Regions from separate parts of the Homo sapiens genome. Here region 1 is linked to region 2. A link is a loop called in an ENCODE intact Hi-C map of the cell type or tissue named here. Cell type or tissue: natural killer cell. All regions are shown on one strand. Links, peaks and the distances in the headings refer to the core of each region. The heading gives the core; the rest is flanking DNA. Region 1 holds the start of LOC105371908 (a long non-coding RNA gene). Region 2 has its middle 57 kb from the start of LINC01987.

Region 1 (15,741 bases), core at 4,118-12,117, 59 kb after region 2:
ATGGGTATCTATCTAGCACACCTTTTGAGGTTATCTTCATTTTTCATTGTCTTTGAGCTATTTTGCCACTCTGCAAGTTGTAGGAAACTCATAATCATGCAAATGGCCCTTATCCATAGCAACACAAATGAATTGCATCCAGTGGAATGTGGTTGAATACAGCGGAGTATCCTGCAGAATGCAATTGACTGTTGCCCTGTTGCGTGTTTGTGAATTGACTTCAGCATTCCTTACTGCCTATGTATGTGAGGTTCTTTGAACCAGTTGTAACATTGCACTGGTATCTTCCTTAATTAACAAGTTAAATGAAATCACTGGCACGTATTCATTTTATATTTGTATGAGACTCAAGATCTTACCTTTTATCAAAATTATCCACTGGGTGTGTTGACTCACACCTGTAATTCAAGCAATCTGGGAGGCTGAAGTAGGAGTATCTCTTCAGCCCAGAAGTTAGGGGCCAGCCTGGGCAACAGAGCAAGACCCCACCTCTACAAAATTAGAAAGTTAGCCAGGCATGGTGGTACACACCTTTAGTCTCAGCTACTTGGGAGGCTGAGGCAGGAGGATTGCTTGAGCCCAGGAGTTTGAGGCTGCAGTGAGCTATGGCTCCAACACTGCACTCTGGCCTGGGCCACAGAGTGAAACCCTATCTCAAAAAAAAAATTTTTTTTTTTTTGAGATGGAGTCTTTCACTGTCCCCCGGGCTGGAGTGCAATGGCGTGATCTCAGCTCACTGCAACCTCCACCTCCTGGGTTCAAGTGATTCTCCTGCCTCAGCCCCCTGAGTAGCCAGGATTACAGGCGCTTGCCACCACGTCCAGCTAATTTTTTGTATTTTTAGTAGAGACAGGGTTTCACTATGTTAGCCAGGCTGGTCTTGAACTCCTGACCTCAAGATCCACCCACCTCGGCCTCCCAAAGTGCTGGGATTACAGAGGTGAGCCACCGTGCCCAGCAAAAAAAAAAAAACTTTTTAAAAAAAATTTTGAAATGATCCTTTAGCAAGCTTGAAAGACCACCACACTAATTGGTGGTCTTTCAAGCTCTGTGGGTAAGAGCTGGAGGATGGAGCATTTAAGGGTTTCTGTATTTGGAATGTCCAGCAGGAACAGGGAGGGAAAGGGGGCAGCTGTCCCTGTCTACCCTCGACCCTACATTCTCCTCCAAGCCAACTCTGGCCTTGCCCATTTTCCTTTGAGACCGACTCGGAAGTTCCCAGGACTCGGCTGGGCGTGGTGACTCACACCTATAATCTCAGCACTTTGGGAGGCCAAGGCAGGCCGATCACTTGAGGTCAGGAGTTCGAGACCAGCCTGGCCAACATGGTGAAACCGTCTTTACCCAAATACAAAAAAACAAAGAAGAAGTTCCCAGGACTCTGCCTTTAAAAACTGTCCCAGAACCGCCCCACCCCCACCCTGCCACCCCCGCCACTCCGCCTGCCCATCTCTGCAGTTGCTGAGTAACAGTAAGGTCTTGCTGCTGCTGCTGCTGCTGCTGTCACTTTTCCCTTGAAATGACTTACAGCACTTACTTAATAACAAGCATTAGGGGATTACATGTCCAACACATGCTTTCGGGGTCACATTCAAACCGTAGCTGGGATGATAGCTAAAAGGCACAAGGACTTGGGTTTTTTCCAAGGTGATGAAATTCTCCAAAGTTGACTTAAGTGATGATTGCACATATCTGTGAATATGCCAAGAACCACCTGCCAAAAACACAACAGGTGAGTCACATGGTGACTTCATTTGCCAGGGCTACTATAACAGAATACAACAGACTGGGTGCCTTCAACCACAGAAACCTATTTCCTCACAGTTCTGGGGGCTGGAAGTCTAAGAGAAGGTGTCAGCAGGGTTGGTTTCTTCTTTTGTTTTTTTTTTTGAGATGAGGTCTCACTCTGTCTCACTGGCAGTGGTGTGATCATGGCTCACTGCAGCCTCCTGCTCCCAGGCTCAAGCGATTCTCCCACCTCAGCCCCCCGAGTAGCTGGGACTACAGGTGTGTGCCACCACAGCTGGCTAATTTTTGTACTTTTTGTAGAGATGGGGTTTTGCCATATTGCCCAGGCTGGTCTTGAATTCCTGGGCTCAAGCGATCCTCCCGCCTCAGCCTCCCAAATGACTGGGATTATGGGCATGAGCCACTGTGCCCGGCCCACAGGGTCAGTTTCTTCTGAGGCCTCTGGCCCTGAGTTGCAGATGGCCACCTTCTCCTGGTGCCTGGTGTCACAGGGTCCTTCCTCTGCCTGTGGGCATCTCTGCTGTTTCTGTATGAGTCCAAATCTCCTTCTCTCAGGAGAACATCAATTGTTAGATTGGAGCCCATCCTAACAGGCTCATTTTAACTTAATCACCTCTTTAAAGGTCTATTTCCAAATACAGTCACATTTTGAGGGACTGGGGATGAGGGCCTCAACATAAATTTTGGAAGGACACAGTTTAGGCCATATGAATTATATCTCAATGCAACTGTGTTTTAGAAAATGAGCGAAAGATCCCCACAGCTTTTGTCAAACAGGGGGCTCTTATTCCTCTCCAAGGGAGGCCACCATTTAACTTCCTCCCATATTTCTCCGGAATCAAAGGTGACTGTCTCAGCTTCCCCTAACCTCAAATGGGCAGGCCAGGCCACAGGCAGAGGTTGATGGTTTGGAGTCTAGCAGACCTGGCTTTTGCACCTGGTGGGACAGGTGGACTCTCTGGGCTTGAAGCATCTCTAGGAGCCTCAACCCCTGCAAGGAGCCAGGTGTCCCTCCAAACATCCACGAGGAAATCTAACCTGGCTCGCTGACATGTACCAGGCTCTGTTAGGGGAGGTACAAAGGGAGGCGACTGGAGGCGAGTCCCCACAAAGTAACCTGTGCCCTGCCTTCGGGGGTATCACCAGGGTGGTCGTTGGCCCCGACCTCAGGCGGCTCATAGCCTGGCCAGGACCACCCCACTCAAACCTGAACCCAGGCCTAAGGGTGGGTGGGAGAGCTGGGGGGACTGGAGACTGAGCTCCCTCATCCACTCTCTTTCCCCAGCACCACAAGGGCTCCACACAGATGACCTGAACACAGAACAAATGGGGCTCACCATGGCAGCCGCCAGCAGTGGGTGTCTGAGGCAGGCCCTGGAGGGCCAGCTCCCTCTCCCAAGGCACACCGCCCACCAGGCTGCCTGTTGGAGCCTGTAGCCCCTGCCGATGCATCGGAAGGGCGATGCCTCCAAGATTTCGGGCCGTCTCTCCTTCTGTTGTGAATTGCTCTCCTGTGTGCTCCTGGCAGGCCTGGCACCTTCAAAGCATTCTGTGGATATTAACTAATTAGTGTAAACACTGCAATGCAGTGATGACCTATTAGGAGGCTGTTGTTGGTATCAGATGATTAAAGGTGGTGAAAGCCTCCCCGACAGCTCTTCTGGGACTCAGCTCCAACTTTTCTCCCTGCAAGCCTGGTCTCATGGCCTGGAGAAGCATAATGAGGTCAGAGTCTGGTGAATTCAGAGTAGGTAAGAAAACGCAGTGCCTGCTGCCTCCGCCAGCTAACCCAAAGAATCTGTGGCAATGGCTGCTCAAGAAGAAATCTTGGCCTGGACTACAGGAGACAAGAAGTTTGGACTCACGTGTGACCAAAGGATCTGGGACTCCCAGTGTCCATAGGTCAGCGCACAACTAGTGCCAAGGAGGACCCTAAAAGGAGAGCCATGCGGCGGGGAGGGTCACAGGAGCCAGGGGGCTGGCTGCTGGGCCCTGCTGGGACACTGACCGGCTCCCTGATCTCTGGAAAGTCACCTCATTCATTCATTCAACAAACTCTCCAAAGCATTAAAAACATAGATACCTGCATTCTTGTCTCATCAGCAAATCACGGCACTCTTGCCTTCTAAATTTATCCAGAATCAGCCACTTCTTACCTTCCCCAAATATCATCATGCGATGACTCCAGTAGCCTCCCAACAGCTCCCCATGCTTCCCCTAGCCCCCCGTCCCCCGCAGTGTCGGAACACATCGAGTGTCAACACAGCAACCTCTTTGGCTCAGAAAACCCCAGCGGCCTTCATCCTCATCAGAGGAAGCACACAACCCTCACAACTTCCTTCTCTCACTCCCAACAGGCCTTCTTGCCTTCCTCCACGGCACCCAGCGCATTCTGCTTTAGGGCCTTGACACTTGCAGTTCCCTGTGCCTTGAGCCGTCTCCCGCCAGAAACCGTTTGGCTCGCTTCTTCACCTTCCCCAAGAGGTCTTCCCTGTCCACACCATCTAAACAGCGATCAGCAAACTTTTTCTGGAAAGGGCCAGAATGTAAACATTTTCAGCTTTGCAAGCCGGGCAGTCTCCGCAGCAACTCTTCAACTCCAAGGCAGTCCTCGGCCACACATGCATGGAGGAAGAGCGCTGTATTCCAATAAAACTTTATTTATAAACACTGGCTACCATGGACTGATTTGACCCAGGGACCGTTGTTTGCCAACAGCTGATCTAAAAAATCAACTCACCATTCCCTCCTCTCTCCTCAGCTCAGTTGTTCTTGGTGGTATGCATTGACATGTGATATGTAGACAATTGTCTACCTCTTTGTCACCTGCCTCTGCCACTGGAACATCAGCTTCACAAGAACAAGGACTCGGTCTATTTTGCTTATTGCTGTATCTCTAAATCCTCAGACAGTGTCTGGCATACAATCAGCACTCGTATTAAAAATAAATACAAGCCACACATTATGCATCGGGGAGGAGGCCACCCACTGGCTTCTACAAAGATCTGGGTTCTGTAACGAAATCTTTTCAGCGTGGGTTTCTCTAAGGAGCAAGCAGGAAGAACAGGTATGAGGAGCAAGACCTTCAGACCAGCCCACTGCCTGGAGACTTTGGACTCAAATGAAAAGCACTGTCTGAGCCTTGTTTGGAAAGGAAACTCTCCAGTGTCTGAGCCTCATAATCAACCAGCAGGAATGCTTGTGACATTTCACAACAAATAATAACAATTTCTTACCTCCGTGGGCTTCCTAAGAGGCAGTCATACTGGCTCATTTGACTTGCACATACCTGTGAGTGGGTAAGTTCTATATTTTACCGATGAGGTACACAAAGCGCAGATAGCCTTGCCCAAGGTCACACCGGGAGGAAGCAGCCGGAGCCAGCCCAGAATCCAGGCTTCCAGCTTCCACCGCAGTGCTGCTCTGACACATCCTCCTTACAGGCCAGCCTCCTGTTTCCCCGATGCATAAGCCAGTGCTAACGCCACATATCACTTAACAGATATTCGCCGAGTCCCTATGTTATGCAAGAAACTGAACTAAGTGCAATGCAGGAGGTAAAGATACTCAAGTAAGTCCTGGTGGTAAAGAGACTCTACAGGAGAGCCAGTCTGACCTTCCAAGGCAGGAATCTCCTTCTCGGCATCGCATGCTGGTTATTCCTGTAAACCGAAGTCATCACAAACTTAAAACAACAGCTTAAAACAGCAGCTTAAAACAACACGCATTTGTTATCTCACAGTTTCTGTGGGTCAGGAGTCTGGGTGTGGCTTAGCTGGGCCCTCTGCTTCAGGGTCTCATCTAAAAGCTATAGCCAAGATCAGAGCTGCAGGCTTCTCTGAGGCTCAACCGAGGAAGGATCTGCTTCCCAGCTCCCATGGATGGTCGCAGCATTCAGTTGCTTGTGGCTTCTTAAATGGAAAGCCTCACTTTCTTGCTGGCTATTGGCCAGAGGTCACCATCATGTCATGCATTGGACAGAGGCTGCTGTCAGCTCCTTGCTTTGTGGGCCTCCCCAGTGTGGCCACTTACTCCATCAAGGCCAGCAAGAGAGTCTCTCAGCAAGACAGATGTCACAATCTTATGAAATCACAAGAGTGACATCCCGTCACTTTGCTGTATTCTCTTGCAACGTTAAAGGCAAGTCACAGGTGCTGCTTGCACTGAAGGCGAGAGGACTGCATAAGGCCGTGAACACCAGCAGGTAGGACCGTGGGGCCAGCATCCACCCTGTCCACCTCATCTGCTAGGTCTTCCAACTCTCCCTGAACATCTTCAGAGACACACTGACCACTCCCTCACAAGGCAGCTCATTCCATTCTGATGTCACTTGAATGGTTAGAAAGTTCTTCCTAGCCTCAAACCCAAATCCATCTCCCTATGGCTTTTAATCATTGTTCCAAGCCCTGCAGTCTGGAGTGACATAGAAAAATTCTAATCTGGGCCAGGCACGGTGGCTCACCCCTGTATTCCCAACACTTTGGGAGGCCAAGGCGGGCAGATCACTCGAGTTCAGGAGTTCAACACCAGCCTGGCCAATATGGTGAAACTCTATCTCTACTAAAAATACAAAAAAATTAGCTGGGCATGGTGGCACATGCCTATAGTCCCAGCTACTCGAGATGCTGAGGTGGAAGAATCTCTTGAACCCAGGAGGTGGAGGTTGCAGTGAGTCGAGATCACACCACTGCACTCCAGCCTGGGTGACACAGTGAGACTCCATCTCAAGAAAAAAAAAAAAAGAAAAATTCTAATCTGGCAGAAGTTGGACTCCAGGAGGGCAGGGATTTGCTGTATCCTCTTAGAAGAGGGTTGTTGGAAAGTTCCAGGCACATCAAAGATATTCCATAATTACATGTCGAGAATAGAGAACAGAGTGGTTCAAGAAGTTGTCTCAGCAGCTTATTCGCTGCTTTCAAATGCAGAGTTGGCCTTGTATGGGAACTTGCTTACCCTGTGTCTCGGGGGACAGACCTTCATAGCCTTCCTTGGGAGACCGGCACTTTAAGAGGCTCTATTCCAACCCTGACACATGACTTGCTCAAGGTCACATAGCTGGTAAATGGCAGGTGTCAGAAGCCAGGCCTCTTGACTGCCAGCATTTCTCTGCCTCTCTATCTTTGTGTGTGACTGAATGTGAGACAGGGACACCAGACAGGCCTAGACCCTGCATCCTGGGAGTTTGCAACTCAAAGATATTTCCTCTACTTTCTGTGAACTGCCTTGATCCCTGGCCAGCAAACTAGATGTGGTATCCTCAAAGCCAGACACAGGTGAGCAGCGGGCCTCTGCGGGCTGCAGCAGGGATCCAGGTAGTCATTTCCTGCTTTCACTTAGGACTGCTGTGCACCTGCTCTCCTTCTCCCACCAGGAATAACCACACCCAGTGTACCTCCTAGGGTGTCGGGGCCTCCCCAGCACTGAGTGCCCAGCCTAGTTCAGCCTCCAGGCTTCCAGTTTCCTGGCAGTCAAGTCCATTTGCTCTGGAGCTTTGCAAGGGGCCCCCAGGTCCTTCATCACTGCACCTGCAGCTGCAGTATAGGCCTTGACCCATGGCGAATTCAGCAAGGGTTGAATGGATGATTTGAGTCCACAGGATCTGAAGACCTTGGCTGGGAATGTCAGAGGCGAGGCACAGCCTGCCTGAGCCCAGTGAGAGGAGAGGCAGAGCATCTACAGGGCTTCAGGAGGCCCCTGCTGCAACCCTGCCTGCAAGTGAGTGAGTCGGCTGGAGCTGAGGCTGAGTTTCAAGTTCTAGGGAAATGGAAAGGCCACGAGAAGAAGTAGGACCCGAAAGAAACTTTCCCTTCTTGGAAACGTCCGTGTCGCCATTATCCCCAACAACTTCCTTTTCACCTCCCTGCCTCTAAGGGACCCTCCCACCATCAGCTTTCTCCTCTTTATCCTGTGCCTCCAACTTCCCCCTTCCATGGCTGCTACATAATAAGCATTCAATAAATATGAGTCATTAAATAGTCACTGCTGTTCCTGCCTCTTCCCCCTCTCTATATTAACACATTCAGTGTTCTATCACCTAAGAAAACTAAAACCTTCCAAAATGTTTCCCACATGTGGTCGGCTATTGATGATTTTTATTTCTGCCTTTGCATTTTTACATGTCAGAGGTCTCTACCATGCACATGTGTCTAAGAGGATTACAATGAATAAGAGCTGACATTGGCTGAGCAGGAACTCTGGGCCGTCCCCGGTGCTAGGAGTTTCCTATGCACCCTATTGGTTCAGCCTCTCGACAATCCCATGTAGGGTTACCAACTGTCCCAGATGGCCCAGGCCTGAGGGGCTTCCTGGGACAAGAGACTTCTATTGCAAAAACTGGGATAATCTCAGGCAAACCAGGAGGGTTGGCCACCTTCCACCAAGGAGGCGCTATCATGATCCCCATTTTATAGATGAGAAAATTGAGGCTCAAAGAGGCTTAAAACTCTCCCTCGGGGCCAGGCACGGTGGCTCATGCTTGTAATCCCAGCACTTTGGGAGGCCAAGGCGGGCAGATCACTTGAGGTTGGGAGTTTGAGACTAGCCTGGCCAACATGGTGAAACCCCGTCTCTACCAAAAAATACAAAAATTAGCCAGCTGTGGTGGCACATGCCTGTAGTCCTGGCTACTTGGGAGGCTGAGGCACGAGAATTGCTTGAACCCAGGAGGCGGAGGTTGCAGTGAGCTGAGATCGCACCACTGCACTCCAGCCTGGGTGACAAAGTGAGACTGTCTCAAAAAAAAAAAAAAAAAACCTGCCTGGGAATCTGATCAAAAAAGGGGCAAGCAAAGGACGTAAGTAGACATTTCTCCAGAGAAGACATACCAGTGGCCAAGAAGCCCACGAAAAGACGCTCACCAGCATTAGTCATCAGGCAAATGCAAATCAAAACCACAATGAGGTTGAGGTGCCACTTCACACGCTCGACAACAGCTATAATTTTGTTTTAAAACTGAAAATAAGCGTTGGTGAGGTTATAGAGAAATTAGAACACTTACACATTGCTGGTGGAAATGTAAAATGTTTCAGCCACTGTGGAAAACAATTTGGTGATTCCTCAAAAAGTTAATCATAAAATTGCTATATAATCCACAATTCCACTCCTATGAATATAGCCAGAAAAACCTGAAAATAGACACTCAAACAAATACATGTGCACACACGTTCATAGCAGCATTATTCATGCCAGCCAAAAGGTGGAAACAACCCAGATGTCCATCAAACAATGAATGGACAAATGAATTTTGGTCCATCCATACACCGGAATATGATTCCTTAAAGAGGAATGAAGCTCTTAGATGAATGAAGCCTAAGAACATAAAGCTCAGTGAGAGAGGCCACAGGCCACAGGCAAAAGCTCCCATTTAACCTGATTGCATTTTTTTTTTTTTTTTTTTTGAGATGGAGTCAGTGTCATTCTATCACTCAGGCTGGAGTGCAGCGGCACGATCTCGGCTCACTGCAACCTCTGCCTCCCAGGTTCAAGCCATTCTGCGTGAGCCTCCCAAGTAGCTGGGATTACAGGCATTCGCCACCACCTCCAGCTAATTTTTGTATGTTTTAGTAGAGAGGGGGCTTCACCGTGTTGGCCAGGCTGGTCTTGAACTCCTGATCTCAGGTGATCCGCCCGCCTCAGCCTCCCAAAGTACTGATTACATTTTTATTAATTGTTCAGAGGAGGCAATGCATGCAAACAACGCAGATTGGTGGCTTCCAGGGGCTGGAGGAGGAGGAAGGAGGACTGACTGCCACTGGGTACGAGGTTTCCTCTTGGGTGATGCCAAGGTTTGGGAACTTGCAGAAGTAGTGGCTGCACAACATTGAATATACTAAATGCCAGGAATTGTACACTTAAAAACGGCTCATTTTGAGCTGTGAGCTTCACCTTGATTTACCAAAAACAACAAAAACAAAACCTGTACTTCAGGTCACACAACTGATGAACACAGAGCCGGCCCCGGAGCATAGGACACCCACCAGCCCGCCTTCCGTGACCGCTGGAGCCTGTGTCGCTGCTAGTCCCCCCTAGCTCAGGCCTGCCTCCCCATGCTTCTCCAAAGGCTCTCTCTACTTGTCCACTCGCCATTTGCTTGTCACCGGGGTCAGGCTTCCCCGACCACCACCCTGTGCTGGTCACCCACCCTCTTCCACTGGGCAAGTCCAGTGAACGGCACTGGGGGGTATTTGCCATTCTCCCCACCAGACTGCTGCAAACTGCCTCATAAAATTACTCAGAAAAACCCAGGGAGGCCAAGCATGGTGGCTCGCACCTGTAATCCCAGCACTTTGGGAGGCCAATGTGGGCAGATCACTGAGGTCAGGAGTTCGAGACCAGCCTGGCCAACATGGCGAAACCCCGTCTCTACTAAAAACACAAAAATTAGCTGGGTGTGGTGACGGACCCCTGTAATCCCAGCTACTCAGGAGGCTGAGGTGGGAGAATCACTTCAACCCAGGAGGTGGAGGTTGCAGTGAGCCGAGATTGTGCCACTGCACTCCAGCCTGGGTGGCAGAGCGAGACCCCATCTCACAAAAAAAAAAAAAAAAAAAAAAAAAAGAGAGAGAGAGAGAGAGAGAGAACCGAAGGGAAAGGAAGAAAAGAAAAGATAAGAAAAACCCAGGGAGGACAAGACCCAAGCAGCCAAGCAGGTCACCTCCTGAGGCCGCTGCTTTGCCCCTCTAAGGACGTCTCAGGGCTATGTCTTCCTATGCCCCCCCTTTTCCTCTCAGTCAGCCCCCACCTCACGGGCCTGCCCTGCAGGGTGTCGGGGGGCTCTTCCTTCTTGTTTTTCTAGCCTTCGCTCAGCTCAGTCAGTCGGAGCCTGACCGTGGGGGCAGCTCCTCTCTGGGGCCGGAGAATCATTCCTGTCTCCTGTCGAAATGACCCTTGGTAGGAAGGTAAGTTCACTGTCCCCAGAAGGCCTGCGGGAAGAGGCACTGCATTTTACTCAGAGCCCCTGGCAGCTGGGGAGCTGAGGAGGGGCCGTCTGTCTCCTCTGTCTGTCAAGACACACTAGAGAAACAGGTGGGGAGAGAATCCGCAGAGCTGCCCGCAGGTGGCCCCCTGGGTGGGACTGGGCCTCTCTGCTTCCCGGGGCTGCAGGGAAGGTGTCACAGGCTAAGGGTGGACTCTGGACACGGCTGCAGCTCTCACCATTCAGCTGTGGGGTCTCTCTTCGCACCTCCATCCCGAGGGTCAGGGAAGGACTGGGCGGAAAAAAGCCAAGAAGCTGGTCTCATCCACAGACACATGGGGCTTCAAGGTGGAGGAGCCCCAGCCCAGTGGGGTGGACAAGGTGCCGGGGACTGCATAGTGACCGTCAGGGCAGCCATCAGCTCCTCCTATGAAACCCCACAGGGGTGGCTGGCACTTGTCACCCTGAAGAGGCTGCAATTCCCTCGCACAGGTCATCTTGGAACAGGCAAATTCATTATAGACCCCTGGGGTCAGGAGGGGGCTCAGTACAGTCCCAGAAGGTTCCATGAAAGCCAGAAGTAGTGCCCTCAGCTTCAGCCAGGACCCTCCTGCCTGCACATTTGTTGACCACCCAGGGCCTGGGTGCTCCTGCCTCCGGCCCCCTTTCCCCACCGTGAATCCATATGGTCCCTTCTTTCCCAGCACAGCCACAGGACAGCTCTGTCACACCCTCCCCAGTGACCTACCATGAGCCACCTGGGCCGACTGGCCCTCCTTCCCCACAGAGCCCCTGGCACCCAGGACTTCCTGGCAGGTGCTGGCCCTGAAGTCCTGGGCTTCCTCTGGGCTCCTATGTGAAGCCAGCGCCCTGGAGGCCAGGTGTTTCCTGTGGGTGGGGGGGCCTGGAAGGTTCTACCACACTCACATTCCACCTCCTCCTCTGGGGCCTCCCACTTGTGGCTCAGGCCCTGCTACTGTTAATCAGAGGGAAGAGAGAAGGCCCTGGGGATGGGGTGTGTGAAGGCCTGGACTGTCTACCGCAGGCTGGGCATGGGGTGGGGAAGTCTCAGGGTAGCAGCAAGGCAGGAAGGGGAGGAACACCCAGAGCTTGGGGGCAGAGATAAGTAAGGAGCCCCCAGTTCCAGGCAACCTGTGGGTGTGGCCTCTGGGGACCAGCCAGACAGCCTGGCATGGACAGCCTCACTCTTCTCACTGCTTTGCAAATGCCACAGGTGGTCAAGCACCCACGTGGTCTTCACACATCTGCACCTTGCAGGTCCAGGATGGAGCTGTGATCATCGCTGGATGGGAAAGCAGCTTCCTGTCTCCCTCTCAGCAAGTGGAGTGCAGTGGGGTGGGCAGCTGCTTGCTGCAGACTCACTCCTATCCCCAAAGAAGCCTTGAGAGGAGGCCCTACCATATGGGGAGACTGAAGATCTGAAAGGCCCAGCTTGCCCAAGGAACTCAGCCAGTGAGTGGCAGAGCCTCCTCCCGTCCCAAAACTCTGCCTCTGGCCACCCCCAAGCACTGCCCCTCTGATGGCATCAGGGACGCGATAAAGAAACCTCAGGCAGGGCCGGCCGAGAGCCCTTCTCCCAGGCTTGCCTCCAGCTGTGCAGGAAGCCCACCTGCCCAAGACTCACCTGCGGCATTTGGCGAAAAGCAGTCCTGGGCTCCCACCCTCCCCGGCCTACTTGAACAGGATCTCGAGGGGTGGACCCAGGACTCTGCCCAAGACTGTTGAGTCCCTCCCTCCCCGGTCTTTGAGGTGGCAAGGCTTCCCCTTTTGCCTCCACTCCCCTGTTCCTGCCACAGCAGCCTCCTAGGACTGTGTTGCTCTTTTCCTTTGAGTTGGTCTGGCTCTGCAGGGGTCACCCAGGCCCCAGGCTCTCAGTGGGTGGGGATCTGATGTAGCACTGACATGTTTCATCCACTTGACTGGCAGGTCAAGGACAGCCTGGAGGTGGGCAAGTCATCAGGACCCCAGACCAGGAACGATGGAGGCTCCAAAGTCCACCAGTAGAGGGAAGAAAATAGCCGCTGTCCCCAGGCAGAGCCACCAGTCACACAGGGACGAGATCTCAGAATGAGCACTGGGCAGGGTTCTCTGGGATGCTGAGCTCTGGTCTTCCCTGTGAGCGGCCTTGGACAAGTCATCTGCCCAGACCCTCCATACCCCGTGCTGTGTCTTCTCAGAGAGTGAGCGTTCGGAAGCATGGCGCTCTCTGAAGTCCGTGGCTGGGATGTCCATGGCTGTGACGACCTTCTGAAAACCATGTGGTCTCTGTCCCACTTTCAGCCTCACAGTGCACGAATGCAAGCCCGGAGTAAGCGCCCCCAACTGGGCTCAAGACCTTCTTCTTGGGGGTCCCTGTTGCATCAGCTTCTTTTAAGTTAACTTTCTCTTGCAGTACAGTATGAATAAAGAAAAGTCTAACACTATGTGTCCAACTCCATTTGGACTTTCACAAAGTGAGTACCTTCATGTCCTCAGCTCTCAGATCAAGAAGAAAATACTGCCAGCTCCCGAGTCCTCTTCTACCTCTTCCTGTCATTAATACCCCCAAGACAACGACGACCTTGACTACTAACGCCAGAGGTTAATCTGGCCTCCTTTGGAATTACACGACAGGTACGCTCTTGCATCTGGCCTCTCTCCTCCCACGTGGAGTCTGAGCCTCACCACATGACGTCATAGCTCCTTCCTCTCACTGCTGTAGCCCAGCCCATCTCATGAACAAAGCACCATCCATATATCCATATGCCTCTGTGGATGGATGCTTGGCTCGGTTTTCAGTCTGGGCTATTACGGTGCTGTCATGAGCAGTCTCCTGGTGAACATTTGCACACGTTTCCTTTGCGAAATGCCTGGGAAGGGAATTACTGGGCTGTTGGGTGGACATGTGTTTGGCTGCAGTAGGTCCTGCCAGCTTTCTCAAGTGGTCGTACCAATTCACCCTCCCTCCACCATTGTGGGAGGCCCCAAGCTGCCCCTCGGCACCAACATCTGGGATGTCTTTTTCTTTTGAACCACTCTCTTGGATTCGGTGTAATGCTGTGATTGTAATTTGTATTTCTGTGATGACTAATGTGGTTGAGCACCTTTTTCTACGCCATCACCTTCTTTTTTTACTTTGGGTTTTTAATAGACACATAATAATTGTACGTATTTATGGGGTATATGTGATATATTGGTACATGCATACAATCTGTAATGATCAAATTGGGATTTTAGGACATGTATCCCTTCAAACATTTACCATTTCCTTTTGTTAGGAACATTCTGAATCTTCTAGCTATTTTGAAATACACTACAAATTATTGATATCCATAGTCACCCTACCATGCTATTGAACACTAGAACACATTCCTTCTATCTAACTGTATTTTTGTACCCATTAACCAACCTCTCTTCATCTTCTTTCCAACTCCCTACCCTTCCCAGCCTCTGGGAACCACTGTTCTACTCTCTACTGCCATGAGATCCATTTTTTTAGCTCCCACATATAAGAACATGCAGTATCTGTCTTTCTGTGCCTGGCTAATTTCACTTAATATTATGACCTCCGGTTCCATCCATGTTGCTGCACATGATAGGATTTCATTCTTTTCGTGGCTGAATAATATTCCACTGGGCATATGAACCACATTTCCCTTATCCAGCGTCCTTGATGAACACTGAGGTTGATCTCATCTCTTGGCTACCGTGAATAGTGCTGCAGTAAACGTGGGGGCTCAGCTGTCCTTTCATACTGAAGTTCTTTATATATTCCGGGCACTAAACATAGACATAGATATGAGTATAGACATAGATATGGATATGGATATAGATATGGATATGGATATAGATATGGATATAGACATGGATATAGATATGGATAGATTGGAAATGGATATGGATGTGGATATAGATATAGATGTGGATATGGATATAGATATGGATGTAGATATTGATAAGGATATAGATATGGATAGATTGGATATGGATATAGATGTGGATATGGCTATAGATGTGGATACGGATATAGATATGGATAGGTTGAATATGGATATGGATATAGATATGGATATGGATATAGACATGGATATAGATATGGATAGATTGAAAATGGATATGGATGTGGATATGGATATAGATGTGGATATGGATATAGATATGGATGTAGATATTGATAAGGATATAGATATGGATATAGATATAGATATGGATATAGATATGGATAGATTGGATATGGATATAGATGTGAATATGGATATAGATGTGGATATGGATATAGATATGGATGTAGATATTGATAAGGATATAGATATGGATATAGATATGGATATAGATATGGATAGATTGGATATGGATATAGATGTGAATATGGATATAGATGTGGATATGGATGTAGATATGGATGTAGATATTGATAAGGATATAGATATGGATATAGATATGGATAGATTGGATATGGATATAGATGTGGATATAGATATAGATATGGATATAGATATGGATAGATTGGATATGGATATAGATGTGGATATGGATATAGATATGGATAGGTTGAATATGGATATGGATATAGATATGGATATAGACATGGATATAGATATGGATAGATTGGAAATGGATATGGATGTGGATATGGATATAGATATGGATGTAGATATTGATAAGGATATAGATATGGATATAGATATGGATAGATTAGATATGGATATAGATGTGGATATGGCTATAGATGTGGATATGGATATAGATATGGATAGGTTGAATATGGATATGGATATAGATATGGATATGGATATAGACATGGATATAGATATGGATAGATTGGAAATGGATATGGATGTGGATATGGATATGGATGTGGATATGGATATAGATATGGATGTAGATATTGATAAGGATATAGATATGGATATAGATATAGATATGGATATAGATATGGATATAGATATGGATAGATTGGATATGGATATAGATGTGAATATGGATATAGATGTGGATATGGATATAGATATGGATGTAGATATTGATAAGGATATGGATATGGATATAGATATAGATATGGATATAGATATGGATAG
Region 2 (15,741 bases), core at 2,720-10,719:
GACCTTCCCTCCACTATTGTCCTATGACCCTGCCAAATCCCCCTCTGCGAGAAACACCCAAGAATGATCAATAAAAAAAAAAATAAAAAAAAAAACAACCAATCAACAAACAACCTCATAAGCCCAGCAGACCGTGAAGGCCCCAGGAACTCAGGGCAGAAGTTAGCAATGTGGGTTCTGCCCTCGTTGGCCAGAAAGGTGCGGTGTGGCCATTTCACTTCCCTCGCTGGGCCTTGGATTTCCTTACCAGAAACATGATGGTCATAGTCACTGGCCAGTTGACTGCCCAGAGGTGGCACAAGGATGAAATGCAATTGGACTCAGAGAACCGTACCATGAGCCTAAAGCATCTCATCATTCAACCCCACAAATCTCAGGACAAAGTCAGTGCTCCACGGCGTCCATCCCCGGCTCCTCCCTCCCTAACTGGCAGAGACCAGAGGGACACACACGTGCCTCAAGTTCACACAGCAACATGGAACACCCAGGCCTCTCGTTTTCTGAAGCTTTTCCACCCCTCCAAACCTTTGCTATAATTATCACCACTGCAACTTTTAACTAAAACTGATTAAAAGTTTACCACGTGCCAGACACTATTTTAAGCATTTCTCCTGCATCATCGCATCAAATCCTCATAGTAACTCTGTGAGAGTTGTTATTGTTGTTGTTTCTGTTTCACAGACACAGAGGAGTTGAGAGATTTCCCCGAGGTCACACGGCGACGTGGACCCAGGTGTACGTCCCTTGCAAAGCTCGTGCTCTAACCATGACACCACACTGCCTCTGGCCCTGATGACTCTTGCAGACACTCTGACGGTTTGGTCCCAGTTCCTGGTTGGAGGGGGACCCCTGATAAACAGGGGTCACTGCTGATCTGGCCTTTCTGGAATTCTGCAGGGTCTGCCCTCACTTCCCTGCCACTCACCCTCACCCCACCCCCAGCCTCTCTGCTGTTTGCTGCTGTACCGCACAGCCTGTTCACCCCAGGATCTGCCCCTTCCTCTTCCAGGGTTCCAGGGCTTCCCAGAAGTCAGGCTTCCATTCCCGCAGGAAGGGTGCAAACAGGCCAGTTCCTGCTGTGGGGAGGAGTGGGTGCCACAGTCCCTCAGATCACTAATCTATTCGATCCTACTGTGTGCCAAGTGCTGCTCTAGGTGCAGATGAACAAGCCAGGTGGGGCCTGCCCTTGGGGAGCCTGAGGCCAATGTGCCCGAAGGGTGCCCAGTGCCCTACAGCCCGAGACAGACCCTGGCTGCATGAGGCTGCCCAGCACTGCACCCCAGGAGACAGGACAGCAGGAGAGCAGGAGTTGGACGCCCGCCTGCCCATCCAGCAGCAACAGGCACTGGGAAAGGGTGAGGCCCTGGGGAGAAAGAAGGCAAGGGAGCCGGGCAAGCAGCAGGCAGGAGAATCACAGAGCAGCTGTGCCCAGGAGCCCTGGCATGGGGGCCATGGCCAAGCAGCTGTGGCTGCTTCCTCTGTGTCTGTCTTTGTGGCCCTGGCCGGGATGGCGCTGGACCCCAAGAGGCTGCCTAAGCCAGTGGGCATGGCCTCCTTAGGCAGCCTGGGTGATGAAACGGACCAGACCCCTGGGTGTGGGCATCACTCTTGCTCTGCCAGGAAGAGGCAGAAGGACCAATGGCAGCGGCAGGGGTGGATTCTTGCCCAGCAACAGCTGCCAAGACTCTGGGTCCCGGAAGCAGCCCCTCCCTGCCTCCTTTCAGTGCCCTGGCTTTGCAATGCAGGGATTTGCCAGCCTGAGCTCTGCCAGCCTGGGTTCAGCAAATCCCGCAAGAAGAGCCGGCTCCCCACGGGATTGCCAGTGGACCAGTGAGATGCCTCCTTACCAGTGCCCACAGCGGGAGGGGTGTGAAATCGGGACTGGCTCCCTGAGAGCTGTTAGAGGCCACCCTAACTGCCCATGGGTATTCGGCTGAAATTCAGCTCCTCTGGGAGAAAAATCTGGAACAGAGAAGGAGGCTTTAATCTGTCCGCAGGCACTTCAAGGGGAGAGGAAGGATTCCTTTAGAAGGGGGCAGGGGTTGCTGGAAAACAAGGCTGTGGTTTTAGAGGAGGGCAGTTAGGGTGGCCCCTTCCTGGGGGTCTGGGCTTGGGGCCCTGCCTGCAGATGAGGGGGATCCGCCTGGGGCAAGGTCTTGAGAGAAGCCCCATAGATGGCCCCGTCATGTGGAGTCAGCGGCTGTGGTTCGGGGGAAACAGGGAGGCCACCGCCTGCTTTCCCGGGCACCGTGTGGCTGACCCACCGCAGTTGGAGGTCTTGGCTCTCAGGGAGCTTGTCCCGATTTCCCACCCCTCCCGCTTAAGGGAACTATGGGCCGCCTGGCCCTGTGCTGCCCGCCTGCACTGGTGCATCTTCAGCTGATGAGAGGATGTGAGGTCTGGAGTGAGGCCAGCATGGCTTCGCCTGCCAGGAGCCTTCCTCTGCTCGCTCCTCTCCCCCAGCCCCGGGACAGGTCCCCATGTCCCAGGCACAGTGACACTCTCTGGCATGGAGCCAAGGCAGAACTTGCAGCAGCCTGGGAAGGTGGATCCTGGGGCCACAGATCTGGATGAAGAACTTTCCTCCCGGAAGGCAAAGGCAGGCACCGCTGCTTGCCCCAGACGGTGGGGGTGCTGAGGCCTTGGCGCCACGCCTCTGTGGGGTGAGGGCCATCTTGAGCCAGAGCCTAGAGTGCATTCCAGAACCTGATCTTATCACTCCACCAAGGACGCTAGTATTCTGGGGGATTGATTTGCTGCAACCAGTGATGGATTTAAAACACATGAGGAAGCCAATTCATTCCTTCACCCTGGGCCTGCAGAACCATCCGAGCTGCACTGGGGCAGTTCTGTACATCTCCAGTGAATCCAGCCCTGCACCCCTCTGTTAACGTGCTTTTCAAACCAAACAGTGGAATGCATTGGTCATCACAGGGTTTGATCTGATGTGAAAAGTGTTATAAAGCCATTCCAATTAAAGTGCCTCTGGCCTTGTGTTTCCTGAAAGCTGCTATTGAGAGGAATATAATTGCATGAGAACAGCATCCCCTGAACTTGCTGCTTCTTGGGGACCCCACCACATGGCTTGGGTCAAACAGCACACTGACAGGATACCCTGGGCCACAGGAGGCAGCCTCCCACCCACACTTCTCTTCCTAATCTCCAAGTAGCCACTCCCCTGGGTCTGCCTTTGTCCCCAAACTGCCCGATCCCCAGTGTCCCCATCGGTGGGTCAGCATTTACAGGGCACCATCCTTGTCCCCATGATACAACTCTCACCCCACAGGAGCAGGGTGCTGGTGGCCCAGATTTCACAGAGGGCTTGGTGGGTTTCCAATCTTCGTCTGTGAGTCTCGAGTCCCTGAGGACAACGCCCCGCTTCTGTGTGTCTCTCCGGACTTGTGCGGGGGTACTCAGCAGACTCTTGGGTGATCCACCTAAGGTGCAGTGCCCTGCAAGAGCTGGACACCTTGAAAATAGAAAGGGGGTTCACTCCACGCGAATTATAATCCTGGGAGAAAGGTGCTTGGCCTGGCAGTAGCAGGGGGCAAAGAAAACACAGTGGAGGGAGAAGTAAGAGAATGGCCACTCCTGCCCCTCCAACTCCAGCAGTGCCCCCCCGACTCCAGCAGCCCCCACCACTCCAGCAGGCCCTCCCCACTCCAGCAGGCCCCCCCACTCCAGCAGGCCCTCCCAACTCCAGCAGTGCCCCCCCCCGACTCCAGCAGCCCCCACCACTCCAGCAGGCCCCCCCTACTCCAGTAGGTGCCCCTCACTACAACAGGCCCCCCCCACTCCAGCAGGCCCTCCCCACTCCAGCAGGCCCTCCCCACTCCAGCAGCCCCCCCCACTCCAGCAGGCCCCCCCTACTCCAGCAGTCCCCCCCACTCCAGCAGGCCCTCCCCACTCCAGCAGGCCCCCCCAATCCAGCAGGCCCTCCCCACTCCAGCAGGCCCCCCCACTCCAGCAGGCCCCCCCCACTCCAGCAGGCCCCCCTACTCCAGCAGGCCCCCCCACTCCAGCAGGCCCCCCCACTCCAGCAGGCCCCCCCCACTCCAGCAGGCCTCCCCCTATTCCAGCAGGCCCCCCCCCACTCCAGTAAGTGCCCCTCACTCCAGCAGGCCCTCTCCACTCCTTCTCTCCCTCCCTTCCCTTCCCATTCTGGGCCCTCGCCTTCATTCCCCTTTTCTCTTCGCCCTTTCTTTCCCCTCCTCTCTCCTCCTCAGAGTTAGAAAGACCTTGGTGGTGGGTCCCGGTAGGAGGAGAGGACGCTTGCTCCCCACTTCTTGGAGAGCGAGCCTTTGCTTGGCAGGGGTCTCAGAGAGCACCCCGAGCTGCTCACACCCCCCGTTGCTCACCACCAACCCCTTCAACGTCCAGGGTCCTGCAGAACTCTCAAATCCAGCCAGGTGGGTGTGGCTCAGGCCTCCGGCTACCTGTGCTGGGGTAGGGAACAGGGAAGGGGGCACAGCCTCTCTTTTATTGTTGTTTGGTTCTGGCCCTGCCACAGAAAGCATTTTGCAACTGGACCCTCCACCCACCTCCCCTGACCCCCTAGTGCCTGGCAGATGCTTCCTAGCGCAGGGGGAGGGAGGGAAGGAGCGGAACAGACGGCCCCCCCAGGGGTCTCACCTGCCATCAGCCTTCCAGTCTCCCTCATCCCCGCTTGCTGACCTCCCTCCTGGCCCCCAGGGGACCCACGAGGCACACCCTGCATGGACTGATGCCACCCAAGCCCTGGCTCCTTGCCCCCAGCCGACGCTCCACAGAGCTCTCTGCCTCGCTAACTTGGAACAGTCATAGCATGAGTGGGTTTTTTTCTCTTTTAGTCAAAATCAATGACAATGACAGAGTAATAAGGCGAGCCGTGGGGAAGAAGAAGAAAGCGCCTGGTGTCAGGATTGATGCAGGAGGCAGTTAGAGGGACCTATTAGGATTTCAGTTGCCTCAGGGTGTGCTTCTCCGGCGAGCAGGTGTGATGTCAGGGAACCCACTGGCAGGCAGGCAGCCTTGTCCCTGCACACCTGTCATTAATGTGGAAGGCGCAACATTGCAGCTATTAGTAGGGGGTGGCGGGGTGCGTGGTGGAGACATCTCAGTTATACAAGGGGGACTAAGAGTTCCACTGGGAGAAGAGAAGGAGGAACCCGAGGTGTCTGCCCCGACTCCAGGGCCCCGAGTCTGGAGAGAAGGGACCTCGGAGGGGGCGTTCACCACAGCGCAGTGGACAGGGCCTGACCGTCACAGGTAGGGGGTGCCTGGAGCCTGCCAGCCGGAGGAGTGGGGACCCCTTTGTTTTCCTCCCAAAGTCCACTGTTCCTGCTGGCTCCAGAACAGCCCCCAGGCATTGCCACGCTCCCTCCCTGGGCCACACTGGCTCCCCGCACCTCAAAAGGGAGAAAGACCCACAGGGCTGGGGGAGACGGCAGATCCCCCACCATGCACTCACATAGCTGGGGTTCTTGTCACTTTGCCAGGTCCCTTTCAATTTCCACTCTGAAAGAAGGGCTGGCACATGACAGCGTTAACCTCTGGCCTCCATTCTCTGCCCCCCAGAGAATGAAACAAAGGGAGAAAGGGGATCTCCCCAGGGATAAGGCAGGCTCAGGTCAGAGGCCCTCATTGCCCAGTCATCTTGGGCAGCTCCCTAGCTCTGCCCCTGGGTTTCCTGTCTGTAAAACAGGGTGCTAATACCTGCTTGCTTGGGGTCATTAGAAGTTGGATGCAGGACGGGCTACCTAATCTGTGGAGCCCAGTGCACATGACAAGGGGAGACCTTGTTAATAAAGTACTAAGAATTTCAGATCCAGGTGCAGTGGCTCACGGCTATAATCCCAGCACTTTGGGAGACCAAGACAGGAGGATCACCTGAGGTCAGGAGTTCAAGACCAGCCTGGCCGACATGTTGAAACCCCATCTTTAAAAAAATACAAAAATAAGCCAGGCATGATAATGGGTGCCTGTAATCCCAACTACTCAGGTGGCTGAGGCAGGAGAATCGCTTGAACCAGGGAGGCGGAGGTTACGGTGAGCCAAGATTGCACCATTGCACTCCAGCCTGGGCAACAGAAGGAGACTCTGTCTCAAACAAAAAAACAAAAAAACAAAAAAATTAAAAAAAAAGAAAAACTTCCGGACAGCAGTCGTTCTTGCTAAGAATTTCTAGAGTAGGAAGCAAGGGTCTTGCTCCCTGCCCACTGTGCAAATGAAAGAATCAAGTACAAGGAGTGAGAAAGACAGCCTAATGTTTCCTGGACATGGTGGCTGGGGACTGGCTGGAAGTTGGGGAGGGGACCCCCCCCAGCCTAGGTAGGCCCAGGTTCCTGCAGCCACAGCCTTGATGGTGATGGTCCAGGGAGAATGGCTGAGGGTGCCCACCTGGCAGGACCACAACTGTGATGAGTGAAATCAGCACGAGAAGGACTCTGGCACCCAGTTTGGGGGTGGGCAGGCAGGATGAGGCAGTGATGGACACGCGCAGCCCCCACCACACCTGCCTTCATCAGGGGCCTCCGGGTGCCCGGACGGATGCTGGTGACCATGGCAAGGGAGGGCTCAACGGTGCTGCCACAGCGGTGGTGCCTCTCGAGAGGCAGCTGGTTAGAAGTGAGAACGCAGTGTCTTCCGCCTCTCCACACCTTCTCAAGGAGGTGATTTCCCAGCCACCCGCGAGCAGCCGAGCATCCTCATTCAGCTCCTCAGGTGTCAGGGCACTGCTCTTGTTTACACTGTCATCGCCCTTGCACTGAACAGCAGAGGCGTGGACTCCTTTTGGCTGATCTTTGCTCTGAGCACCCAGCGCTATGCCAAGGATGGGGAGCCCCATCCAGAGCCCAGGCACCATCTCCAAGCAGATGGAGGAGCTAGGAACAGCTAGGAGGGTCTGTTACCAAAACAAAACTGGCTCCACTCACCCAGGTTGGTAAAGCCAAATACCCACACTGAGGTTTGCAGCAGGAGAAAGGAGGGCGTTTATTTGCCAGGTGCCAAGCAAGGAGAATCAGGCAGCTCACACTTAAGACCCAACATCCTCAATGGCTCACGAGCAACGGTTTTGTTTTTTCTTGTTGGTGGTTTCTTTTCTTGTTGTGTCTCACTCTGTCACCCAGGCTGGAGTTCAGTGGTGAGATCACGGTGCACTGCAACTTCTGCCTCTTGGGTTAAAGCAATTCTCCTGCCTCAGCCTCCTAAGTAGCTCAGACTACAGGCATGCACCACCATGCCTAGCTAATTTTTGTATTTTTTATAGAGTTGGGGTTTGGCCTTGTTGGCCAGGCTGATCTCAAACTCCTGACCTCAGTTGATCCGCCCACCTGGGCTTCCCAGAGTGCTGGGATTACAGGCATGAGCCACCACACCCGGCCACAAGCAAGGGTTTTCAAAGGCGGGAGTATATTTCAGGAAAGCAGAAGTTTCAGGCAAAATCGTTAATCAGTACATGAACATTATACATTGGTTTGGCCTCAAAAGGTGGGATATCTTGAAGTGAGGGGGCTTACAGGACCAGACGGGCAGAGAAAAGTCTCATCCGTCCCCCAACCCCCATCCTCAGAACTGGCCTGGCTTGCAAGGAGGGGATTTTGTCTCCATTTCACAGATATTAAGGAAATTGGGTGCAGAAACTTTCAAGAGCCTGCCCAGGATTCACAGAGTGAGAAGCCAGGGCAAAGCCAGAATTTAGACCTAGTGCTGTGTGGACTCACCCTTCCCACAGGAACATCCTGCTTCAGAACTGAACACCTGCAACTCAGCGTGGCTCACTCGATCCCAGCTCTAGGGGGTGACCCGGCCACCCACACCACTCTCTCCCCACCCCACACCATGGGTTCTGGGCTGCCTCACCCTCCCTCATTGCCTCCTGCGTGCACAGAACATCCTTTCCATGGGGGACATGCATCAGGAGTAGAGAAGGCTGGGCAGGGACATGGTGTGGGATCGCATGCGGCTGATATTCCTGTTAAATAAATACATTTTGCTAATTGGATTACTCAGACAGTATAATATACTACTGGATTTCCAACATGATGCTAATAAATTGTGTGAAGAACTTAATCATGTTAGCGTCCTGAAAGCTTATAAGAGATGAAATGAGAAAATCAGGCAACGTTGACACCCAGGGCCTCCTAAGGCTCTCAGGCTCCTGGAGCTTCCGTGAGCTCCCTTCGCCGGGCTCTCTGCAACAGAAGCTGCCGCTGGGCATGTGGGGTGCGTGTGGGGGTGTCAAGGGGAGGGAAGAAGGAGGTATTCAGCCAGAGAATGAGAGTCACTGTGCCAGGGACTCGAGGACCTGTCCCTGGGCCAGGGGAGAGAAGCTGGCCGAGCAAGGTTCCCAGCAGGTGAAGCCACCCTGGCCCTCACACTCCTCTCATCAGCTGAAGGCCCAGCGGGTGCAGGTGGGCAGCACAGGGCCAGGCGGCCTGTGGTTCTGTGAACCCAAAATATCTGAGACAGTCTCAGTTAATTTAGGAAGTTTATTTTGCCAAGGTTGAGGACGTGCGCCCATGACACAGCCTCAGGAGGTCCTGATGACATGTGCCCAAGGTGGTCAGGGCACAGCTCGGTTTTATACACTTTAGGGAGACAAGAGACATCAATCAACATATGTAAGATGAACATTGGTTCTGTCCCGGAAAGGCAGGACAACTGGAAGCAGGGAGAGGGCTTCCGCTCATAGGTAGAGAGGAGACAAATGGTAGCATTCTTTTGAGTTTCTGATGAGCCTCTCCAAAGGAGGCAATGCATGTATCTCAGAGAGCAAAGGGGGGACTTTGAATAGAACGGGAAGCAGGTTTGCCCTAAGCAGTTCCCAGCCTGACTTTCCCTTTAGTTCAGTGATTTTGAGGCCCCAAGATTTATTTTCCTTTCACAGTTCCCTCAAGGGTCTGTGCAAAAAGCATCAGGACCCTACCCACTCCCCTTGCTGCCAATGTCTTTCCAAAAGTGTTTCCACCCACATCTCCCTTCACACAGGGAACCACTGTGGGCTGAAGGTGGCCAAGAAGTTGTGGGAAGCACCTGCGGTTTTGAGGAGGGAAGGGCAGGGACTGAGCCAGGTGGCCGGAAGACAAGGCCAGGAGAGCCTCCATTAGTCCCTGAGAACTCCAGAGAGAGGTGGCTTCCCTCCTTGCCTTCCAGACTGGAAATCTGGGTGGTTGATGTTTAATTAACATTGGTATTGACTTGAAAAGCGAAGACCAGAATTTAAGAGCTCATTACCCCTCTTGCCTTCATATCTTGGCTCCTGGCTACCCAGGAGGGGATGAGGGATGAATGAGGGTCTGTGCTGCAGAGGCAATGAGACTTGCCGTCTCACCAAGCAAGCAAGTGCATAGCACGGGACAGGCCATTAGAACACCACGCACATGCACGTATGCACACTCACACCCAGGCACACTCACATGCATGCACACTCACACGCACACATGCACACACCTGAACTCAGCCCCCAAACAGGAGCACTCTTCAATGGCCATCATTAAAATAATAACTGGCTTCTGCAGCAGCTTCCCAGGTATTAATGCAAATGTTTTTCTAACTCTCCAGGTTCAAGAGCAACAGCTTACACAAGTCTAATTAGCATAACAAAATCCAGCCAGGAAGAGAAAACAAGCTCCTCTTATTTGATGCTTCCTGGTAATTAGCAAGAACAATTACTGCAGCATCCGGAATTTCCAACCCCCAAAGATGCCAGGGCCACACTTGAGCACATCAGGAATCAATTTAGAGAAGCCAAAATAAGGCCATTATGAGGGATGCTCAACCCGAGCGTGACATGTGTGTTTGCAAGCAAGCAAGCAAGCACTTCCCCGCCCACACCGCCCCTGTGCTGACCGCTGCAGCCTGCCTCCTGCCCTTCCCCGCGTCCACACACACACGCCCGTTCATACGCTCCTCGCCCAGGTCTTCGCGCATCCAGCATCCATTCATTCAGCAAATGTCAGCGACTGGACCTGCTGCTTTGTTCAGAAGGTGCAAAGGTGAGAAAGGCAAGGTCCTTGCACCCAAAGGGTCTGGTTGGGTGTGTTTAACCTGCATTTCATGCTGCCTTCTGTGTGCTGGGCCCGGTGGTGCAGTGCAGAGATCAGAACAAGACAGCACCCATCACCAAGAATGTCACGCCCATGAGGTATTGGATGCCTTCTAGGTGGTGAAGCCCGTGCCTGGCTCAAAGGGCACACAGAAGAGAGAGGGCCTCTCTCGTCCTGGGGTGGGTGGGTCATCAGAGACTTCATGAACCAGGTGACTGCAGAGCTGGGTTTGAGGATGAAAAGAAGTTGGTCATAGTGGGTGGACATAGGTCAGAAGAACAGAAAGAGTGCTTAGGTAGGCACTGTGGGATAAAGCCACAAAGGCAAGAAAAGGAGCGGGTGCTCAGGGACCTCGCAGCAGAGTGCAGAGGAGTGAAGGAAGGAGCCACAGGAGATGGGCCTGAGGAAGCTGGTGGCTGAAGGTCGTAGCAGGTTTCAGGGGCTGGGCCATGGATCGAGCAAGAGGGAATCAGGGTTCTGGTGCGGTGGCTCATGCCTGTAATCCCAGCACTTTGGGAGGCCGAGGCAGGAGGATCACTTGAAGTCAGGAGTTCAAGACCAGCCTGGCAAACATGGTGAAACCCCTTCTCTACTAAAAATACAAAAATTAGCTGGGTGTGGTGGCACGCACCTGTAGTCCCAGCTACTCTGGAGGCTGAGGCAGGAGAATCCTTGAACCTGGGAAACGGAGGTTGCAGTGAGCTGAGATCGCGCCATTGCACTCCAGCCTCAGAGTGAGAGTCTGTCTCAAAAAAAAAAAAAAGAGGGAGTCGGGAAAGGAGAGAAGACTGTATGGAAGAGGCACGGTCAGTGTCGGTGGCTGGAGAGGATGCCACTGTCCCATCCAGGTGGGGTGGACAGTCTCCTACCCCCAGGCCAAGAGGGTAGGCATGGATCCAAACGGGAAATGACAGATGCTGGACTCCCCGGGAGAGAAATCCTGACTGCCTGCATGTCAGGCAGAAGGGAGAGGGAGGAGATGTCCAGAATGACCACGTGGATGTGGGGAGGAGGCTGGGGGAGCTCTGCGTCGATGGGATGGGACCGTCGAGGCCAGCTGGGAAGAGGCCCCACTCACATGACTCATTCATGTGGGTCACAGCCTTCTGTGTCCAACCTGTGTCTTCTGTTCAGATCTGCACCCTTGTTGATACCCAACTACCCAGGTGGAAACAGAGCCCTGTCGTGACCATTCACAGACGACACAAGGCGTGGAGCCCCAAATAAGAGACTATGTCATGAGCTGAGCACCCCCACACCCATCTCTGCCTCAGAAACAGGTCTCCCAGGCTGAAAGGGAGGAACCCTTCTCTTCTCCTTTGTAATGGCAGCCTGAGAGGTCTCCGCGGCTTCTCTCAAGCACCCACACTGAGGCTTTGCTATAAAACCTTCCTTCCAGCCTGGGCAACATAACATGACCCCATGTCTACTAAAAATTAAAAAAAAAAGAATAGCTGGGCATGGTGGTGCATGCACCTGTAGTCCCAGGGTGTTGAAGTGGGAGGATCGCTGGAGCCCAGGAGTTCAAGGCTGCGGTGAGCTATCATCATGCCACTGCACTCCAGCCTGGGTAACAGAGTAAGACCCTGTCTTAAAAAAACAACAATAACAACAACAAACAAACAAACAAAAATCTTCCTTCCTTCCTGGTCTACTTCCCTGTGCTTCTGCTTAAGCTGATCTTACCTGGTGCCCAGTGGAAGCAAGACAACTGGGCACCTTCTTCCCTCTGCAGAGCCCGTGAACACCGTGGTGAATCTTTCGGGAGCTCCTTTGCTCAGGTAACCCTTTCCCTGGACACATGTTCCTGATTCGCAGGCAGGCCTCATCTTATCTGGGCCTTCAGTGAGGTGAGGCCTCACTCAGCATTTCAATCTGGAACATCGAGTTGACAGAGGGTAATTCACATAATTAACTTCCTTTTCTTTTTTTTTTTTTTTTTTTTGAGATGGAGTCTTACTCTGTTGTTGCCCAGGCTGGAGTGCAGTGGCTCAATCTCGGCTCACTGCAACCTCTGCCTCCCGGGTTCAAGCAATTCTCCTGTCTCAGCCTCCCAAGTAGCTGGGACTACAGTAGCATGCCACCGCACCTGGCTAATTTTTGTATTTTTGGTAGAGATGGGGTGTCACCATATTGGTCAGGCTGGTCTCAAACTCCTGACCTCAGGTGATCTACCAGCCTCAGCTTCCCAAAGTGCTGAGGTTACAGGTGTGAGCCACTGTGCCTGGCCCACATAATTAACTTCTAAATCAAAAGTTGGAACTGAAAATGCAGTTTTCCTTGTCCTTCACATTCCAGGTTGATTTCTCCCATCTCCCTTCCTTGGAGATGTGGGAAGAGAGGGCCGATGGTCCTTCTGGATGGGAAGCACAGCCGGTCCACACTGGTGTCCTTCTCAGTGCCCAGCGGTGGAACTCAGGGTATGCTGAATGAATGGAGGAAGGAAGCCGTCAATCCCCTACCTCCTTTCTCTCACCGCAGTAATGAAGTATGCGCTGCACTTTCTCATTAGGAAGCATTTCTCTTTCCATCCCCACATTTGCATCTTCCAAGCATTGTGATGCTTTTCCAATCTAGAAGGAGGAAGTGGAAACCCTAGTTTCTGTGGGCTTCGTCATAGTGCCTTTTTCCTAATCCATTGGCCTCTGGTTACTCTCCTCTGAGCCACGTTCCTGACGTGCAAAAAGCTGCAGGAGCCCCAGGGCCATTCCAATGCCATTTCTTGTCCAACCCGCTCTCCAGTCCTTGCAGTGCAAGGTGGCACCTCAGGGCAAGCCTCATGGGGCCAGAGTGGGGAGGCTCCCAGCCCACTCTGCTGACCCCTTTGTCTCCACCCGGCCAGCACCTTGGCTGCTGCATGAAGGTGGTAGGAATCAGGGGGCAAATGTAGAGAAGCACAAATACCAGGCCATGGTGCTTGCTGCAACTGGAGGTAAAACAACGTGAGTCATTTAAACTGCAGGCTCCAGGCTGGAAGGAAGTCTCCAGCAGTGAAAAGAGAAAGGAAGGGAAGGGGAGGGAAGAGGAGACAGGTGGCTGGGCAAAGGAGACGAGGGGAGGAGAATTCCGGGCATAGGAAACAGGATGTACAAAGGCTCCAAAGGCAAGGAGAGCTCAGGGAAATGCAGGCCAGCCAGAGCAAGGAGGGGGCAGGCCCAGGTGAAGGTGTGGGGTGGGCACAGGCAGCCTACAGGTGCCGAGGCCACAGTGTGCTGAAGCCAGCTCCCACCTGCCCAAGAGATCTCATTACTCAATTTCCGGAAATGTGATGAACTGGCTATTAAACTGGGCCATTTAAAACATTAATTTATATCAACTTACGATCAAATAAATTTTACTTGAAACAATGGTAATAAAAACCCCAAAGTCCTTTCCTCCTAATGATTTTGCTCTATTTGGTTATTAGCTGTATTCTGGAGGCGAGTGACATTTCTTGTATTCGCATGGTGGAACTATTATGAAATGAGGGCTACATCTCTTTCCCACCATGGGTTCAGAGATGTCATGTCGTTGGTTTGAAATTGGCTGCAATATGGCTGGGCACAGTGGCTCACGCCTGTTATCCCAGCACTTTGGGAGGCTGAGGCGAGCAGATCACGAGGTCAGGAGATTGAGACCATCCGGGCAAACACGGCGAAACCCCGTCTCTACTAAAAATACAAAAAATTAGCCGGGCATGGTGGTGGGCACCTGTAATCCCAGCTATTCGGGAGGCTGAGGGAGGAGAATCGCTTGAACCCGGGAGGCAGAGGTTGCAGTGAGCCGAGATCATGCCACTACACTCCAGCCTGGGCAACACAGCCAGACTCTGTCTCAAAAAAAAAAAAAAAAAAAAAGAGCGAAAGAAAAAAAGAAATTGGCTGCAATAGGAATAGCTACAACACAGACATTGGTAAACTATACAAATCAGTGCTTGATTTGTATAGTTTTGTTGATTGTCTAGACTTATGAATGTGATGGAGAAAATGTTAATAACACAGATTCAACTAAAACAGGTTCACTGCCCTTACATGGTGAATATCACAAAAAAGATAGTCAAATTACACTTGAATTGCAGCCATAGGCTGGCTACAGTCACAAGAGTTCAGCAAAAACCTGTGAAAGCATTCTGTGTAACTGGCTGTATGGAATTTACATTAAGGAATATTATATATCTTATTATTATTTGTAAATTGGGGCCACTCGTCCTGCGTATCAGTAAAACGCATACTCAACGTCTACACGTTTGTTTTTCAGGAAGCTGGCTGTCCAACACTCACCAGCACGCCGTGGCCTGAAAGCTGCATTCAGTGTGTGGACTTCATCCTGGGTGAAGGGGATATGGCTTTCGCTAGGATTGAAAGCACAGGCTGGGTGCAGTGGCTCACGCCTGTAATCCTAGCACTTTGGGAGGCCAAGGCGGGCTGATCACCTGAGGCCAGGAGTTTGAGACCAGTCTGGCCAAGATGGTGAAACCCCGTCTCTACTAAAAATACAAAAAATTGCAGCCATAAAAAATGATGAGTTCATGTCCTTTGTAGGGACATGGATGAAATTGGAAATCATCATTCTCAGTAAACTATTGCAAGGCCAAAAAAACCAAATACCGCATGTTCTCACTCATAGATAGGAATTGAACAATGAGAACACATGGACACAGGAAGGGGAACATCACACTCTGGGGACTGTTGTGGGGTGGGGGGAGGGGGTAGGGATAGCATTAGGAGATATACCTAATGCTAAATGACGAGTTAATGGGTGCAGCACACCAGCATGGCACACGTATACATATGTAACTAACCGGCACATTGTGCACATGTACCCTAAAACTTAAAGTATAATAATAAAAAAAAAAGAAAAAAATACAAAAAATTAGCTGGGCGTGGTGGTGTGCACCTGTAATCCCAGCTACTCGGGAGGCTGAGACAGGAGAATTGCTTGAACCCGGGAGGCAGAGGTTGCAGTGGGCCGAGATCACGCCACTGCACTCCAGCCTGGGTGACAGAGTGAGACTCTGTCTGAAAAAAAAGAAAAGAAAAGAAAGCACAAAGGGATCTGTCATTGGATTTGGGTTTTGGACACTGGTGATAAGGTGGGGAAGAGACAGGAGGCCACAAGCTAGGAGGCAGGGGACCCGTGAGGAGGCTGTCCTGACACCATGCACTGACAGCCGCGATGTGGGGGGGATAAGTGGCCCTGGGGTGGGGAGTGGGGAGGATGCCACCGAGAAGTCATGAACAAAGCCCCCCACCCACTCTCACGGCCTGCCAGGTAGAAGCCTGGAGCTCCTTACCCAGGTCTCAGTGAGTGTGAGGTCATTCTCCCGGGTCCGTGGCTGCTCACTCGTGCTGTGAGTTGCCAAGACCCGGGGTGATCTTATTTTGGAGACATTTGCCCCAGCCTCCAAAGCAAGGCATTCCAAAGTACAGGCTTCCACGCTGGACAGGTAGACCAGCTGCAGTCATCTGCCCTTGGTTATCCTCACATCCACGGTTTTCATTTGAACTGTCTTTATCAGGCACACAGAAGCCGCTTCTGAATTCCCTCGCAGCCTCCGTGTATCAGAGACCCAGTGCCAGCCTGGGCCGCCGGGGCTTGAGATGAGCGCTCTTCCTCCCTCCCGACCCCAGCCTGATGCCCCAAAGCCCTCCAGAGGAAATCAAAGCTGGCGAGAGCCACGCGGATGTTCAGAAGAAGTCTCTTATCCCGGCAGCCTTTCACAGGCTGTGGGGCC

The links. Peaks named below come from ENCODE experiments on the same cell type or tissue, not always from the same donor. Only the 100,000 strongest peaks of a DNase experiment are listed, where the experiment ranks them.
Region 1: it touches region 2 in a loop (7-fold over the local background); 12 of 110 quality-filtered maps call a loop at or near these places.

What each region holds. Positions count from the first base shown.
Region 1 is chr17:77,835,119-77,850,859 of GRCh38, forward strand. It overlaps LOC105371908 (a long non-coding RNA gene), which reads right to left and starts at 5,520. Exons shown (of 4, transcript XR_935001.2): 1 at 5,366-5,520. RefSeq lists a silencer at 8,618-8,717 and enhancers at 10,337-10,986, 10,987-11,634, 11,635-12,284. In natural killer cell, for the core only: no CTCF peak of the experiment used is centred there; DNase peaks (open chromatin) are centred at 6,943, 8,623, 8,983 and 11,573; H3K27ac peaks cover 1,461 bases.
Region 2 is chr17:77,777,569-77,793,309 of GRCh38, forward strand. No RefSeq gene overlaps it. Among named protein-coding and RNA genes, the nearest start is that of LINC01987, 57 kb to the left of the region's middle. RefSeq lists an enhancer at 12,853-13,663. In natural killer cell, for the core only: no CTCF peak of the experiment used is centred there; DNase peaks (open chromatin) are centred at 6,673 and 7,053; H3K27ac peaks cover 2,019 bases.